2 separate regions of the Homo sapiens genome follow, and region 2 is linked to region 1. The links are chromatin loops, found by intact Hi-C in ENCODE. Cell type or tissue: lower leg skin. All regions are shown on one strand.

Evidence for each region. Hi-C counts contacts between places; a loop is a spot of excess contacts. Peaks named below come from ENCODE experiments on the same cell type or tissue, not always from the same donor. Only the 100,000 strongest peaks of a DNase experiment are listed, where the experiment ranks them.
Region 2: it touches region 1 in a loop (6-fold over the local background); 2 of 110 quality-filtered maps call a loop at or near these places.

What each region holds. Positions count from the first base shown.
Region 1 is chr13:80,524,418-80,532,417 of GRCh38, reverse strand. No RefSeq gene overlaps it. Among named protein-coding and RNA genes, the nearest start is that of SPRY2, 190 kb to the right of the region's middle. In lower leg skin, no CTCF peak of the experiment used is centred here; no DNase peak of the experiment used is centred here.
Region 2 is chr13:80,353,732-80,361,731 of GRCh38, reverse strand. LOC105370276 (a long non-coding RNA gene) reads right to left here and starts at 5,377. Exons shown (of 4, transcript XR_001749939.2): 1 at 4,522-5,377; 2 at 1,016-1,176; 3 at 46-131. RefSeq lists enhancers at 1,360-2,124, 2,125-2,889. In lower leg skin, no CTCF peak of the experiment used is centred here; no DNase peak of the experiment used is centred here; H3K4me3 peaks cover 310 bases.

The sequences.
Region 1 (8,000 bases):
CTCAGCCCGTCTTAAAGCAAGTGGGGACCTTTTGTAAAATGAGGAAGATGTCATGTGTGTACAATTCCCAGGTATTTCCTGGAAAACAATTGTCATAGGATTTCCCCAACTTTTTCTCCTTTCTACCACCTGCACATGATGAAAACTGAAGTAGCCATTTTGAATACACAAGTTGCAGCAATGTATAAGGATCATAGAGCCACTTTTCTCCTCTAAATACTTCCCTAGTTTTGGACTATTATGTGAGTGAGAAATAATTCCTGTAATTTTTAATTCACTGTAGTTGAAAATTGTGTTATATAGAGATTACCCTATACCCTAACTTGTACACATAGGCACTATCACTATCACCATTTTAAATACATTTATATGGGAAATTAAACAACTTAGCCAAAGCAACAACTATTAGGCTGTAAAAACTAAAGTCAAACCAAACATGACTCCAGACCCCATAATACTGACCACCATGCAATTGCTGCCTTAGTAGCTAAAGTTTATAAAAGCCATTCTACAATTGTAACAGTGTGATTCTAAGAAACTTCCAAAAGATTTTGACAATGTTTATCAAAGGGAATTGGCATTTACAAAAGGAGTAAGGGTAGGGGTAGTTACATCTGAATGAAACAACTGTTCCAATTTTATTGAAAATTAGAATTGATTTTTTATTTTAAAGGGAAAAATTGAAGAGCTTGAAACATCACATTGATCCATGCCACTCTTGAATGGATCACAGAGTTGGTGAACTGCACTGACTATAGATAGGTATCAATGTCTAATAGTATGGTGGGTCTTGGTATAGATCACTAATGGCTTGACAGATAGGATCCATTCAAACACAATCTCTGGCCCCTTATTACAGGGCAACATTATACTCTTTGACTTTCAATTAGAAGTTTTGAGAAACTAAGATTTTTGTTTTCTTCTTTTACAAGATAATGTCTATCTGCCTCACATAGTAGTATGTGTAGAACACATACATTGAAGATTTTTAAGTTAACAGAGAAGAAAGGATGAGAAAAACAAAGGTTCAGAAAGAAATTTCACTAATTTTATTTTCCACTTACAAGGCATGAACACCAGGATAAAAAGACAAATCAGAAGTTCTTAGTATCCATAGCAATTTACAGATTAAATGCAATGCTTATCAAAATGCCAATGGCATTTTTCACAGAGATAGAAAAAACACTTCTGAAATTCTGATGGAATCACCAAAGACCCCAAACACCCAAAGTGAGCTTGAGAAGCAATAACAAAGCATCAAACTTCCTTATTTCAAACTACATTACAAAGCTATAGTAATCAAGACAGTGTGGCATTAGCATAAAAATAAACATTTAAACCAATGGAATAGAAGAGAAAGTCCAGAAATAAACCCATGCCTCTATGGTCAACTAATCTCTGACAAGAGCACCAAGAATATACAATGGAGAAAGGAAAGTCTCTTCAGTGGTGTCGGGAAAACTGGTTATTCACCTGCAAAGCAATGAAATTTGACCATTTTCTTATATCCTAAACAAAAACTAACTTGAAATGGATAAAAAAACTTACATTTAAGATCAGAAACTGCAAAATTGTTAGAAGAAAATATAGAGGGAAATCTCCTTGACATTGATCTTGGCAATGATTTTTTGATATAACACCAAAAGCAGAGGCAACAAAAGAAAAAAATCAACTAGCAAGACTACATAAAATTAATCCTTTTTCTGTTTAAAAAAAAGGTATAACTCACTTCCAGCACTCACCTAATTTTAAATAACCATGCTCTTTGAGGTTGAAGCAAATCTGACTAATTTTCAATGTGAAAATAAAATATAAAAACTGTTCTTGGAGTTATTTTTAAACAGAGCTAACATTGGAATTGTCTGAATCATCTGAATCATCTATTTTGGAAAAATCAGATTCATCAAATAAATCTGCCAACAACTGTTAGAGAACAATGTTAACAACGTATAGGAATGCTGCATTTTCTAGGATTTGACATTTTCAGCAATCAAGATTCACTATATTTTGTAAATGGAAATACCACTACTAAAACCAGAATGCTATAAATAGAACAATGTATTTTGTTTCCAAAGTCGATACACTAGAGAGATGTGAAATAGTAATAAAAGCCAGATATTTCATGGCAAAGTTATCTCGGGGTAAATGATGCAGACATAAGTGCTGCTGGCAAGTATTCTCAGGGATAAATGGGAAAAGCGTTAAAAAGCTTTTGCACAGCAAAAGAAACAACCAACAAAATGAAAAGGAAACCTGTGGAATGGGAGAAACTATTTGCAAACCATATATCAGATAAGGGATTAATATCCAAAGTATATAAGGAATGCACCCAACTCAACAGCAAATAGATAAATAACGCAATTTTAAAATGGGCAAAACCTGAATAAACATTTCTCCAAAGATGTACAAATGTCCAACAAATACGTGAAAAAATGTTCAACAAAGTGAATCATCAAAGAAAAACAAATCAAAACTACAATGAGACATCACTGCACACCTCTTAGAATGGCTATTATCAAAAAGGCAAGCGATAAGTGTTGGTAAGGATAAGAAGAAAAGGGAACCTTTTAACAAAGTTGATAGGAATGTAAATTAGTACAACCATTATGAAAAACAGTATGCAGTGTCCTCAAAAAATTAAAAATAGAACTACAGTATGACATAACCATTCCACTTTTGGGAATATAACAAAAGGAAATGAGATCAGGATGTTGAGGAGATATCTGTATTGCCATGCTTCATAGCAGCACTTTTATAATAGCCAAGATATGGAATCAACCTAAGTGTCTATTAACAAAGGAATAGATTAAATAAATGTGATACATATATACAATGGAATATCATTTAGCCTTTAAAAAGAAGGAAGTCCTGCCATTTGAAACAGCATGAATGAATCTGGAGGACATTACGCTAAGTTAAATAAGCCAGGCACAGAAAGACAAATATCTCATGATCTCATTTACATGTGGAATTTCAAAAAGCTGAACTTGTAGAAGCAGAAATAAGAATGGTGGTTACCAGGCTCTGGGGGTGGAATAAATATGGAGATGTTGGCCAAACAGTAAGAGCTTTCAGTTATAAGATGAACAAATTCTGGGCATCTAAGGTACAGAATGAATGGTGATTGATGTTTTAATTAATTTGATTGTTGTAATCATTATACAATGTGTTTGTATATCAAGTCATCACATTGTACACCTTCAATATATACAATCTTTACTTTTTATTAAAAAATTTTAAAAGTTAGTAGTATCAACTGTCCCAATTTCATAAACTTTTTACAGTCCTTACTGAACGAAATTCATAAGATGTCTGAATGAAGAATATTAGTATAGACAAGTTGTAGTAATCACACAATGGGAGGGAGTGGACAACTTTTACAAATGATCTAGGGTAACTTCATGGAACACATGGGGAGGAAATATGGTTTAAAGAATGTATAAGAATCTGACAATCAGATGATGATGCAATCTAGGAAGAAGGGCAGCATACGCAAAACCAAAAATTTAATAAAAAATAACAAATTTCTCACGCTATTGTAGTTCAGACACAATGACTAGAGTGGTTTAGCAGAAATAATTCTGGCCTCCTACTGAAGAAGAATAGATTCACTGATGTCACACAGGAAGTAGTATAATGTCTATTTGAATCAAGAAACATTTGGCTTCACAAACCATAGAAAAAAGGTGGTAGGATATATTTAAAGGTACATAAAGATCCCCCAAATTTGAGAGCAGTAATGTTATATAGCCAGGCGTTTACCGGTGGAAGAGATCCGAGTTACCCCAAGTTATAGGCGGTCTATCCTTACAAGTCCATAGCAACTTACAGTCCTTGCCTCCTCAGAAGAAAGAATTCTACCGAGGTGCATAAAGCAGAAAAAGAGACCAAGGCAAGTTCCAGAGCAGGAATGGGAGTTTATTTTAAAAGGCCTTAAAACAGGAAAGAAAGGAAGGTGAACTTGGAAGAGACCCAAGCAGGCACATGAAGGTTAAAAAGAGAAGGTCAAGTGCTCCATTTAACCCTGATCCTAAGGGTTTTATAACCTCACCTCTTTTCCATGATTCTTCCCTTAGGGTGGGCTGCCCACATGCGCAGAGCCCTCCTTACCCTTGGGAAGTGAGCACGTGCAGCATGTTTAGGGAGTTATACACATGCCCAGCTGAGGCTTTCTTACTCTTTCCAGTGGAGTGTACCCAGGAGATCATACTTCGCCATTTTTGTTTCTTAATATGCATGCCCAGAAAGTTTCTTCTCCCAGGGGTCTGTGTTCAGTTAGCATTTTGGTGTTAAAGATGTGGACCAGCAGGAAATGGCCACTCCCTGGCTCTGCTAGATTATCACTCTCAGATAGGCAATGTGATAATTGCCGAACTATCACTGGATATTTCTAGTGGGTGAGGGGAGAACCCTTTCCTGCCACACTTATGCCTAACTACCTGTAACAAGGCCTCACAAGAATTAGACCAAGAAAGCCATCAGAAACCAAAGTCTCCCTATCTCCTCTACAGAAATCACAGCTTCATAAATTTCTGGGATTTTTTTCTGCTACACTATTTCATTTGCCTGCCTCTCCTCTAGGGATCCTTTGCAGCTTCAGTTTGTGTATGTCTCTGAGTGACTATTTCAACCCCCTCTACACAGTAACAACTCTTTATACATCGTATTGATACATGTCCCTAAGGTTAACTGCTTTAGGCAGGACTGTTTCCCAATTCTAAATTCCTAAGAGGGGGATCTGATTGGCTTTCTTCCCATTTTTTTGAGCCAGGCTATGCAAGCCATAGGTTTCTGCCTTGCTGGAACTAGACTTGCTGCCTTGGGGTAGATGCACATCTTGGTCCAATAAGTAACAGCCAGATGGTGTGGTCATGTGGTACATCCCCATAACAAACCTACTCATTAGTGAGCAAGGACCTCAGCAGCTTCCCTTAGAAGGGGCTGCGGAAATAGCAGGCCATTATAAACAAGCCTAGTACAGCTTTGATAATTTTCCTCAACTGAGAAACTGTTTTCAATTCAGATACTAATCAAGAAACTATTCTTTATGCGAAATGCAGTAGAATGAAATACATTTCCAAGTCCTGCAGTAGGAAACAAAAAGGCAACTAGCCAGTAGCCAGTAGCACATAGAATACAATAGGGCAAAACACTTGAGTGGGCACAGAATTTGTAGATTGGAGAGGAGCATCGCTAACAAACAGAGAAAAGATCTCTACCAGACAGGATTCATCCATTTTGGGTAAGAGAAATTTACTCTGGCCAGCTTGAGTAAAAAGAATTCATTGGATGGATATAGGGGGAGCACCCAGACCTAAGAGGAAAGCTCACAGGCAGGTAGCTTTTAGAGAGTCTAAACTGGAAGGAGTTACTCGAGAAGTTCATCCAGGTGCTATGGCTGGAATGAAGAGGTCCAACCATTTTCAATTTATTTGTCATTCTATCAAATTCTGAGAATTCCATGAGTGCCCAATTGGGCTTGAGGGAGAGAAGAAAGCACTTATTTGAAAAATTCTGCCAAAAGGTGGTGAAAGAACTCCCCAAAAGGAAACTTTAAGTACTATTTAAAAGATAAACTGGGATGGTTGTGGGTCAGAAAAAAATTCCAATGTCCATCATAGAAACGGTTTCTTGAGCAATAAGCAATTAGTAGAGGCCATTGGAAAGATATAATGAGGAGAACAACCTCTTCAAGCATGCTGTTGAAAACACTGGTTAATAAAAGTAAAATCTGAATAAATGCAGATGAAACTAAATCAAATCTTCTACTGGAAATGATAACAGCCAGAATGTTCATGGTACTTCCTATGTGCTAGTAACTCTAGTAAACAGCTTCCTTTTTTAATCCAGTTAATATTCACTTTTACCCCCATGAACTTTTCAGCTAAATCCCATTTAGAGGGAGAAAGGTAAAAATCTACAAAGGAAGTGGCCGAGTTGGGATCCAATTCCTGGCATGTGACTCCACTCTCCACTCAGCCTAAGAACCCACTGAAACATTCTTAGCAAAGGAAAGAAAGGAAATGTGGTACAGAAAGGCCAAGGAACAGAAAGAAGAGAACCAGAATGTAGACAAAGCAAGAGGAGAAATCTAATCTTAAGATAAAACTAGATCTCCTGACTATATGTCAAGCTAAGGATTTAACTGACGTTTTAGTTAAGAGACAAATAGGAATTAATAGAAAAGTCTACTGCATATTGTTTATAGTTTCTGAAATCTGGAAGTGCTGAGGTTAACTATATAGCAGATTTATTTTTCCAAATTGTGAGGTCAGACATTTCCACCTAATCTTGTCCTACTGTCTATTCTAATTAAAGCCCTTTCACCTCGCTCCCAACAATGGCCCAGCTAGGGTTGTAATAGATAATTGAAGCAGTGACTGAAACTTGGATATTTTCAGTTTTTGTGACTACATGAAGAAAACATTTTGTATAGTTTTCCATCTTAGTTTGAAATAATCTTAAAGCAATAGAAATTCCTGCTAGCCTGATTAATGTTATTCAGGTTTATGTCTAGGAAAAGAAGAGTAAAAGAACAAGAGACCAGGGATAACCTGACTATCAGAGTCTGCATCCTCTCATGGGTCAACTGTTCAGGTTTATTTTGAAGTTGTAAGAACTTTAGTTCTTCCCCTTTCTGTTTTCCCATCAATGAGGCTCCAAATTGCAATTGTTTGTAAGTAACGGAAGATTATTTGGTTGGGAGTAAAAAAAAGGCTTGTCTACAATTTTAGATAAACTTAAATCCTGTGTATTAGAAATAGCCAAACATTAATCTGGAACTAACAAATGTATCATCTATTGGTTTTCAGCTTAAGTTTACTGCTTATAATTTTGCTAATTGCTCATTGCGGGTAGACTAAACTGTATAAAGTTGGAGAATTCCACTAACAGTACATAGTTAGCCATATGGTAAATAAAATGTGGAATTTTAATGTGTTCTGCTTCCTGATCCTCCTTCTATCTTCATACCTGAATTGCTTCAAAAAAGTGAAACAGAGGAGGTAGATCAAACCAAGGGCAACAAGGGCAAAGAGATTGGTTTTCAATGCCATTTCTCTTTGTCTTTCTACTCTCTCACATTTGTTTTCCAAATCCCTTTTTCCTCTCTAAGAAAAAATACTGAGCTAGTACAGTAAAGAAAAAAATGAGGCCTCAGAAATCAGTTTTATGAGTTGACATCAAATTTTAAAGTTAGTTTTATTTCTTTGCTTTTTTTTTTTAAGCTGTCATTGAGCACTTACTATGTGCCTGGCACAAGGCCAAGCACTTTGCATGCATTAACCTACTTGATATTCTGACAGTAATTTGATAAGCTTACTCTATTAGTCATTATTATTATTACTGTAAAAATAAGGAAATTTAAGTATCTTGCTTGTTACACACAGCTACATTGACCTTAAAGGCCTCGGTGTGAATCATTTTGAGAACAGAGCATTCTTCACCTTCCAGTCTTTATTGCTCAACAGTTAACTATGTGCCAGGCACTATTCTAGGCACTGGAGATATAATTAAGTGAACAAGTTAGGCAAAGACCATGCCCTCCTGAATTGTGCATTCTAGTACAGAAAGCAGATAATAATCATGTCATTTTAAAATATGTAATTCTGGATAGCAGCAAAAGCTGTGAATATTCCAACAGGATAATTTGCTAGAAAGTACCTGGGGGGAAATTGTGCTCAGAAAAGCCTCCCTTAAGAGCGCTGTCTGAGGAAATGACATCTGAGGCGAGACCTGAATGATAAGAAGTCACCAGCCACGTGAAGGTCTGGGTGTAAACTATTTCAGGCAGAGAAAAGGACTCATGAACATGGATGGAGGCAGGAAGATAGCAGGTGTATTAGAGAGATGGAATGACTCAGTGTGCCTGGATCATAGTAAACAAGTGAGAGAGTATAAGCAATGAGTTAGAGACACAGACAAGGACTGGATCATGAAGGGCTTTGGAAGTCAGGGAGAAGTGCATGGACTGTACCCTAGGTGAAATGGGGAGCCATTGG
Region 2 (8,000 bases), 170 kb after region 1:
CTGTGCAACTTTTCAAGGAACACTCTTTTCTGACATGGTACTAACCTGTTAATTCAACTCTTTGAAACATGTTAATACAGTTCTCAAGGAATTCCATCTAGTCAGGTAGCACATGTTTGAAGCTGAAAATGCTGAAAGTGAAGAAAAATTGTATCAAAACAGGTTCAGTATGAATATCAACCATATATGGAAGAAACATTTATATAGAAGCCACACCCATGTGGATTCACAGTTGTATCAGCCAAGATACTGCAAGTATACCAAGTGTGTTAGTCTAACCATATAGCATAAAGCTGGATTTATTTGTGCTATTATGGCATGGTTGTTTACTGCAAATATAAAAGAAAATGAAGGCTACCACGACCTAATTCCATTGTAAATTGAATTGTATTATCTTCCTGTAAGCATACGTTTCATTACAAACATTTTATTATGAAAGGATGGTCAAAGGAGAAAAATAAATTTATGATACATGTATGACAATATCTCAAAGTATAACTTGTAATTTTCCATATACTGTTAAACTGACCAGCACTTCTTTTAATTCATTAAATAGTGATCAAACTATCCTGTGAAAAGAGATGTTTTACATAACCTTATACTTAATTTTAATATTAACAGTTCAATCATATTTAAATTGATTGAAATAGACACAGTGCATTAAAATCTGACACATTCATTCTTAATTTTAGATGTCCACAAGTTGTGAAAAACTCATCTCTAAGATGCACAATTTTTAAGATCAAAATTTCTTTGATTTAAAAAATTGTCATTTAAAATGGTTTCTGTTCAAAACATTAGTCATCTATAAAAATAAAGATACATAGTAATCATCACAGAAGGAAATTATTTTACATTGTTTATTTATGCCTCTATTTTAATTATTTGTAAAGTCAAAGAGAAGATGCTTTTTTCCAGAATCTAGAGTGCAACATGTTTAAAGAGAGAAAGAGACACACAAAGTAAGACACAAACAGAGATCCAAAGAGACAGAAAAATTGCAAAATGCTCTTACTTAAAGCACCAGACTACTTCAGTTACAGCATATGCACTCCTAGGTCAGGGTTCCTAAATCAATAGACTAAAGAAAAACTGCCTTGTCATCAGAACTCCAAAATATATGGGTCTCAGGAGAAACAAATATGTGGAGCTGTAGATCTAAATCCAAACTCAACTCTGTGGAAGAAAACAAATTTTACCTGTAAAATAAGTTGAGCTACTTGACCAGTACATTAGAAATTACACAGCAAAATACTCTAAAGACAGGATCCTAAACTCATTTTCCTTTCAAAAGTAGGGAGTGAACAGATAAGGGACACTAATTGCAGCAAACAGAATGCAAAACTGAAAAGCTTAAATAAAAAAGACTGATGAAAGCATAACATTAAAAAGAGAAGTGTTTAACTGTTAAATCATCCAAATTGCTTTGCCAAATTTTGACATGCTTGGTTTCCTGTAGTAAAATCTCATTCTTTTTTTTTTTTTTTTTTTTGGCTTTTGGAAAAAAAAAGTGAGGAAAAATAACCAGCTGTTCCTTGTATAGTTCAGGAAACAAGTTTGATTTATTACTTTAAGGTTATTTTTGAATGAGCTGCTTGTGGGAGCCAGAGTGCAGAAGTCACTGAGGCCTGTCCACTTGAAGGGCTCAAACTGTTTCCTGAACAGCCCTTCTTCACTCCTCACCTCCGACGGCTATTATTGACAACGTGTGACTGGGGCCTTCTAGGATTTTAAAACAGCAGGGGTCCCAGCCAAACAATCGGGCTGTCAATTACCTTTTCCCCTGTTGTGAAAGAGGGGCCCAAGACAATGCAACTTCTCAGCAGGGAGTTGTGCAGCTCCAAGTATGTAAGCCACCCTTGCACCGTTCAGCATTCAAAACCAAGTAAATGGTTGGTGCCTTCACTTTTGTCTGTGTGTGTCGGTGCAAACCAGAATTACTGCAAGGTGTAGATGTCTCCACGGCTGGATTTTTAAGTTCTTGGTAGGGCAAAACTGACTCTGTACATTGTTATCTCTGAGCTTCATGGAAGTTTTTTCTAAGTTCCAAACAGACACAGAAAGTCCCCCTCCCCCCACCTCCCAGCCTCCTTCTGTAAGCTTGTCCTCTGGGAACGCCCAAGCCTCTCTACCTATACTGTGGCTTAAAAAACTTCCTGTGGGCATTGATGACTTGCTGTGAGCACTGTCCATCATCCCGCCCCTTTGTCTGGCAGTCACTTCCATTCGAATTTGACTGACTGAGGCAGCCTGAGTTATTTGTAAAGAACAACAAGGCTTTTCATTCATAATTTTAGTAGGGGGACAGGGTGCTAATGACTGAGCTTGAAGAACTAGGGAATGTGGTATTCAAGGCAGGAAGAAGCTCAACTGGCTGCCAGATGAGGGAAGGAAAGGATGTAGGTGAAATGTGTCTGCATAAAAAGCCAATGACATGAAGATCACGTGTATACAAATAGAAATTGAATTTTTAAAACGTGAGATAATCTGAAGGATGGAAGCAGGAAGGAGGGCAGGGAAAGTCTAACAGGATTTCATTAACTTTGGGGTCAAGTTATGTGCCAGAGTTTACAGAATCCGAAACCCATAAAGTGTCTACAAAGGAAGTGATCTTTTCTTCCACTGCTGGTTCTCCTACAAAAACAAAAGAGTAAAGAAAAAAAAAAAAGAGGAAAACTGGTTTTCACTCTTTTTTGGTACCTTTCACATACTCAGACAAAGAGGGTTTGTTTTCCCTCTTTGGAACCAAATCTCCAAAGAATTTACTTTTGGGGTCTGTAGTCCATTTTATGTACATACAGCATGAACATAATATGTAATGATTTTACATATCTGCTGCTTCCAAAGAAGAAAATTTGTAAAAAGGTAAATTTATAGTTGAATTATTTGTATAGGTAAGTCTTATGTGATTTATCTTTCTTGCAAAAATAGTAAAATTGTGGTTTGGTTTTTTAAAATTAAGAAATTAAAACTCACATTGAAGTTTTTTACGTATGATTTTGTTCAGATTCATAGAAAAAAATTGAAATAACAATGTTGCATATTTGCAATCTACTGTGAATTAGCAGAATGATACAAAACGCTTTTAAAAAAAAAATGTAATTCCGGCTGGGCGCGGTGGCTCACACTTGTAATCCCAGCACTTTGGGAAGCAGAGGCGGGCGGATCACCTGAGGTCGGGAGTTCAGGACCAGCCTGACCAACATGGAGAAACCCAATCTCTACTAAAAATACAAAATTAGCCAGGCATGGTGGCACATGCCTGTAATCCCAGCTACTTGGGAGGCTGAGGCAGGAAAATCGCTTGAACCTGGGAGGCGGAGGTTGCAGTGAGCAGAGATTGCACCATTGTACTCTTGCCTGGGCAACAAGAGCAAAACTCCGTCTCAAAAATAAATAAATAAATAAATAAATAAATAAATAAATAAATAAATGTGATTCCATAAGTGAAGAATGTTTCAATCATTTGTAGAAAATCTTTACTATGTTTCTTTCATTAAAGCAAGTCAAATAAAGGCAAAATTGAACAATAACAAATGCTGATTTTTGTAAAGATCGGCAAAAATAATTTTTCAGGCAATGAGACTCTGGCTCTTTCCATGTTTAGTCTATTAGGATTTGTGTTCTCAGGGAGCACTTAGGGCTACTGAGGCCTTGAGTCAATGTTCAGACCCTGGGTTGGGTGCTTACTAATCGCTAAACTCCTAAGCCATAAGCTGACCCAACAAACCTTCCTAAAAACAGAGGAGCAGCCGGGCTCAGTGGCTCACGCCTGTAATCCCAGCACTTTGGGAGGCCGAGGCAGGCGGATCACGAGGTCAGGCGATCGAGACCATCCTGGTTAACACGGTGAAACCCCGTCTCTACTAAAAATACAAAAAATTAGCCGGGCATGGTGGCAGGCGCCTGTAGTCCCAGCTACTTGGGAGGCTGAAGCAGGAGAATGGCATGAACCCGGGAGGCGGAGGTTGCAGTGAGCCGAGATCGGGCCATTGCACTCCAGCCTAGGTGACAGAGCAAGACTCCGTCTCAAAAACAAAACAAAACAAAACAAAACAGGAGCTACTGCCACTACTCCATGGCCCACATCCATGATTTCCTTTCATTCTGACAACCATCCTGCTCTGTTCAGTGGGGAAGCAGAGGCATGGAGATACTCTTGTATTTTCCGTTCATTTCCATCTAAGTACGCAACAAAAGCAAAGACCAGTGAACAGGTAGCTGGGGAGTTCCAACACTAACCTAAAGTAGGCCTTCAGTGGGCTTGTATTATCATTTATTAATTTACTTTGGTCTGTATTTCAAGTATATATATATATATATATATATATGTAAATTGAAATAATGTTAGATAGCCCATGTTATCTTGTGGCTTGCTGTGCCACCTGAGCATATCCTCAAAAAAACCCTTAGGTTTTTGAGAAAAGGATTAAATAACTTACCCCAATCTTAGGATAAAGATAAATTTAAAGCTCAATCACACCCTGGTTATTCTATATTCAAAGCCAAGTGAAGCCTCACCATGCTCTTCTGTCCACTATCTCTTGGGACCTGAAGCTCAGGCGATTGTTCCATGAATGACAGATGTCACAACTGGCTGAGTCCAAGCCCAGGTCAAAACATGAAGTAAGTGAAGGTAATAACCTTTAGTATCTTCTTAGACTTCCCTGTCAGCTACCTCTATCCTCTCCTTTGGTGGTGCATGTTAATAACTGGCTTCCTGGGGTTAAAAAAATAAATTCCAACATCTGGGGATGTCTGTGTTGTAAACACATTGACCACGGCTAATTCTCTTTTCTTTTCTTTCTTTTTTTTTTTTTTTTTTGAGATGGAGTCTCGCTCTGTCACCCAAGCTGGAGTGCAATGGCACGATCTCAGCTCGCTGCAACCTCTGCCTCCCAGGTTCAAGCAATTCTCCTGTCTCAGCCTCCCAAGTAGATGGGATTACAGGCACCCGTCACTGTGTCCGGAATTGGTGGGTTCCTGGTCTCACTGACTTCAAGAATGAAGCCGCAGACCCTCGCGTTGAGTGTTACAGCTCTTAAGGTGGCGCGTCTGGAGTTTGTTCCTTCTGATGTTCGGATGTGTTCGGAGTTTCTTCCTTCTGGTGGGTTCGTCGTCTCGCTGGCTCAGAAGTGAAGCTGCAGGCCTTCGCGGTGAGTGTTACAGCTCTTAAGGTGGCGCATCTGGAGTTGTTCGTTCTTCCTGGTGGTATCGTGGTCTCGCTGGCTTCGGGAGCGAAGCTGCAGACTTTCGCGGTGAGTGTTACAGCTCATGAAAGCAGTGTGGACCCAAAGAGTGAGCAGTAGCACGATTTATTGCAAAGAGCGAAAGAACAAAGCTACCACAGTGTGGAAGGGGACCCGAAAGGGTTGCCACTGCTGGCTAGGGGCAGACTGCTTTTATTCTCTTATCCGGCCCCACCCACGTCCTGCTGATTGGTAGAGCCGAGTGGTCTGTTTTGACAGGGCACTGATTGGTGCGTTTACAATCCCTGAGCTAGACACAAAGGTTCTCCACCTCCCTACCAGATTAGCTAGATACAGTGTCTACACAAAGGTTCTCCAAGGCCCCACCAGAGTAGCTAGATACAGTGTCGATTGGTGCATTCACAAACCCTGAGTTAGACACACGGTGCTGATTGGTGTGTTTACAAACCTTGAGCTAGAGACAGAATGCCTATTGGTGTATTTACAATCCCTGAGCTAGACTTAAAGGTTCTCCAAGACTCAGGAGCCCAGCTGGCTTCACCCAGTGGATCCCACACCGGGCCTGCAGGTGGAGCTGCCTGCCAGTCCTGCGCCGTGTGCCTGCACTCCTCAGCCCTTGGGTGGTCGCTGGGACTGGGCGCCTCAGAGCAGGGATGGAGGAGGCTCGGGCCGCACAGGAGCCCACGGAGGGGGTGGGAGGCTTAGGCATGGCGGGCTGCAGGTCCCGAGCCCTGCCCCACAGGAAGGCAGCTAAGGCCCGGGGAGAAATCGAGCGCAGCGCTGGTGGGCTGGCACTGCGGGGGGACCCAGTACACCCTCCGCAGCCGCTGGGCCGGGTGCTAAGCCCCTCATTGCCCAGGGCTGGCAGGGCCGGCCGGCTGCTCCGAGTGCGGGGCCCGCCAAGCCCACGCCCACCCGGAACTCCAGCTGGTCCGCAAGCGCCGCAGGCAGCCCTGGTTCCCGCTCGCGCCTCTCCCTCCACACCTCCCTGCAAGCTGAGAGAGCCGGCTCTGGCCTTGGCCAGCCCAGAAAGGGGCTCCCACAGTGCAGGGGTGGGCTGAAGGGCTCCTCAAGTGCCGCCAAAGTGGGAGCCCAGGCAGAGGAGGCGCGGAGAGCGAGCGAGGGCTGTGAGGACTGCCAGCGCGCTGTCACCTCTCACCACCACGCCTGGCTAATTTTTGTATTTTTAGTAGAGATAAGGTTTCACCACATTGGTAAGGCTGGTCTCAAACTCCTGACCTCAGATGATCCACCGGCTTCAGCCTCCCAAAGTTTGGAGATTCCAGGCGTGAGCCACTGTGCCTGGCGACCATGGCTAATTTTCGAACCTGACATTACTAAAAACATGGGAAGAGATGCACATAATCAGCTCTTGCAAGCAGGTATAAGCCTGTTCTAGCACCCACCATCATCTATCCATACTTTGTTCCATGTCTACATTCTAGTTTTGTTTTTGGTGAGCTATGAATCCCTATTATGATTTCAAAATATAATAATATAATGACTTTCATTTATTGAAGGGTTATTAGAAGTCAGACATCTTCTAAAACACCACACGCATTCAGCATTTAATCCTCACAGTGATGCTCTGACATAGGAAATACTTTTATCCCCCACTTTACTAGTAAAGAAACTGAGGCATTGGGAGATTGAATAATTTATAAAAGACCCCCTTCTAGATCAACATAAATCATACTCTGTGTGAAGGTTCTTGTCATCTTATTTTTCTTAATCTCCCCATGTAATTCTAATATATGGCCAGAGTTGAGAACCATTAACATAGTTAACAAAACAAGAATCCTTGCTATTTGAAAAAAAAATAGAATAACATCCCTATTGCATGTGATTAACTCTATGTTAGGTCTTGGATAAAGCTGGACTCAAAGTTCTATTTGGTTGTGTAGAAACATCATACATTGAAAAACAATAGCTCTGTAGAGATAATGAAGTGAGAATGTGGGTCATCTTTAGGATATAATATAGTTTTCTTTTTTTTTTTTCTTTTGAGACAGAGTCCTGCTCTGTTGCCCAGGCTGGAGTGCAATGGCGCAATCTCGGCTCACCACAACCTCCACCTCCCGGGTTCAAGCGATTCTCCTGTCTCAGCCTCCCGAGTGGCTGGGATTACAGGCATGCACCACTGCGCCTGGCTAATTTTGTATTTTTAGTAGAGACGGGGTTTCTCCATGTTGATCAGACTGGTCTCGAACTCCTGATCTCAGGTGATCCACCCGCCTCGGCCTCCCAAAGTGCTGGGATTACAGGCGTGAGCCACTGCGCCCAGCAGAATATAATATAGTTTTCTAAAAAAAAATTCTGAATAACCTAAGTATCTCAATTCATAAGGTATCAGTAAATTTTATGACTTTCTGGCTGTCATTTCAAATATCACTGTATTTTTATTTACTTATTCCACTTAATTTTGTGTTAAAATTAACACAAATTTAATACAATATGAAATACAATACATATAAAATACAATATGAAACATACTATACAATATGAAACATACTAAGATAAAATACACTATGAAACATACTAAGAAACTTGTTTATCTGTAATGCAAATGTAACTGATTGTTCTTCATTTTTGTTAGCTCTGGCAACTATAGATTAATTTGGGGTGAGAATTGTCATGCTTTGAATCAAAATTTCACATAGGATCATCCTCCTTTATTATCTTTCATCGTCCAAACTTATCCATCCACCACGGTTGGCCTTGAGAGCATGCCAATAAGCAACTTGGCTTTATCATTCATACCAAATGGATTCTGGATGATTCACAGAAAAA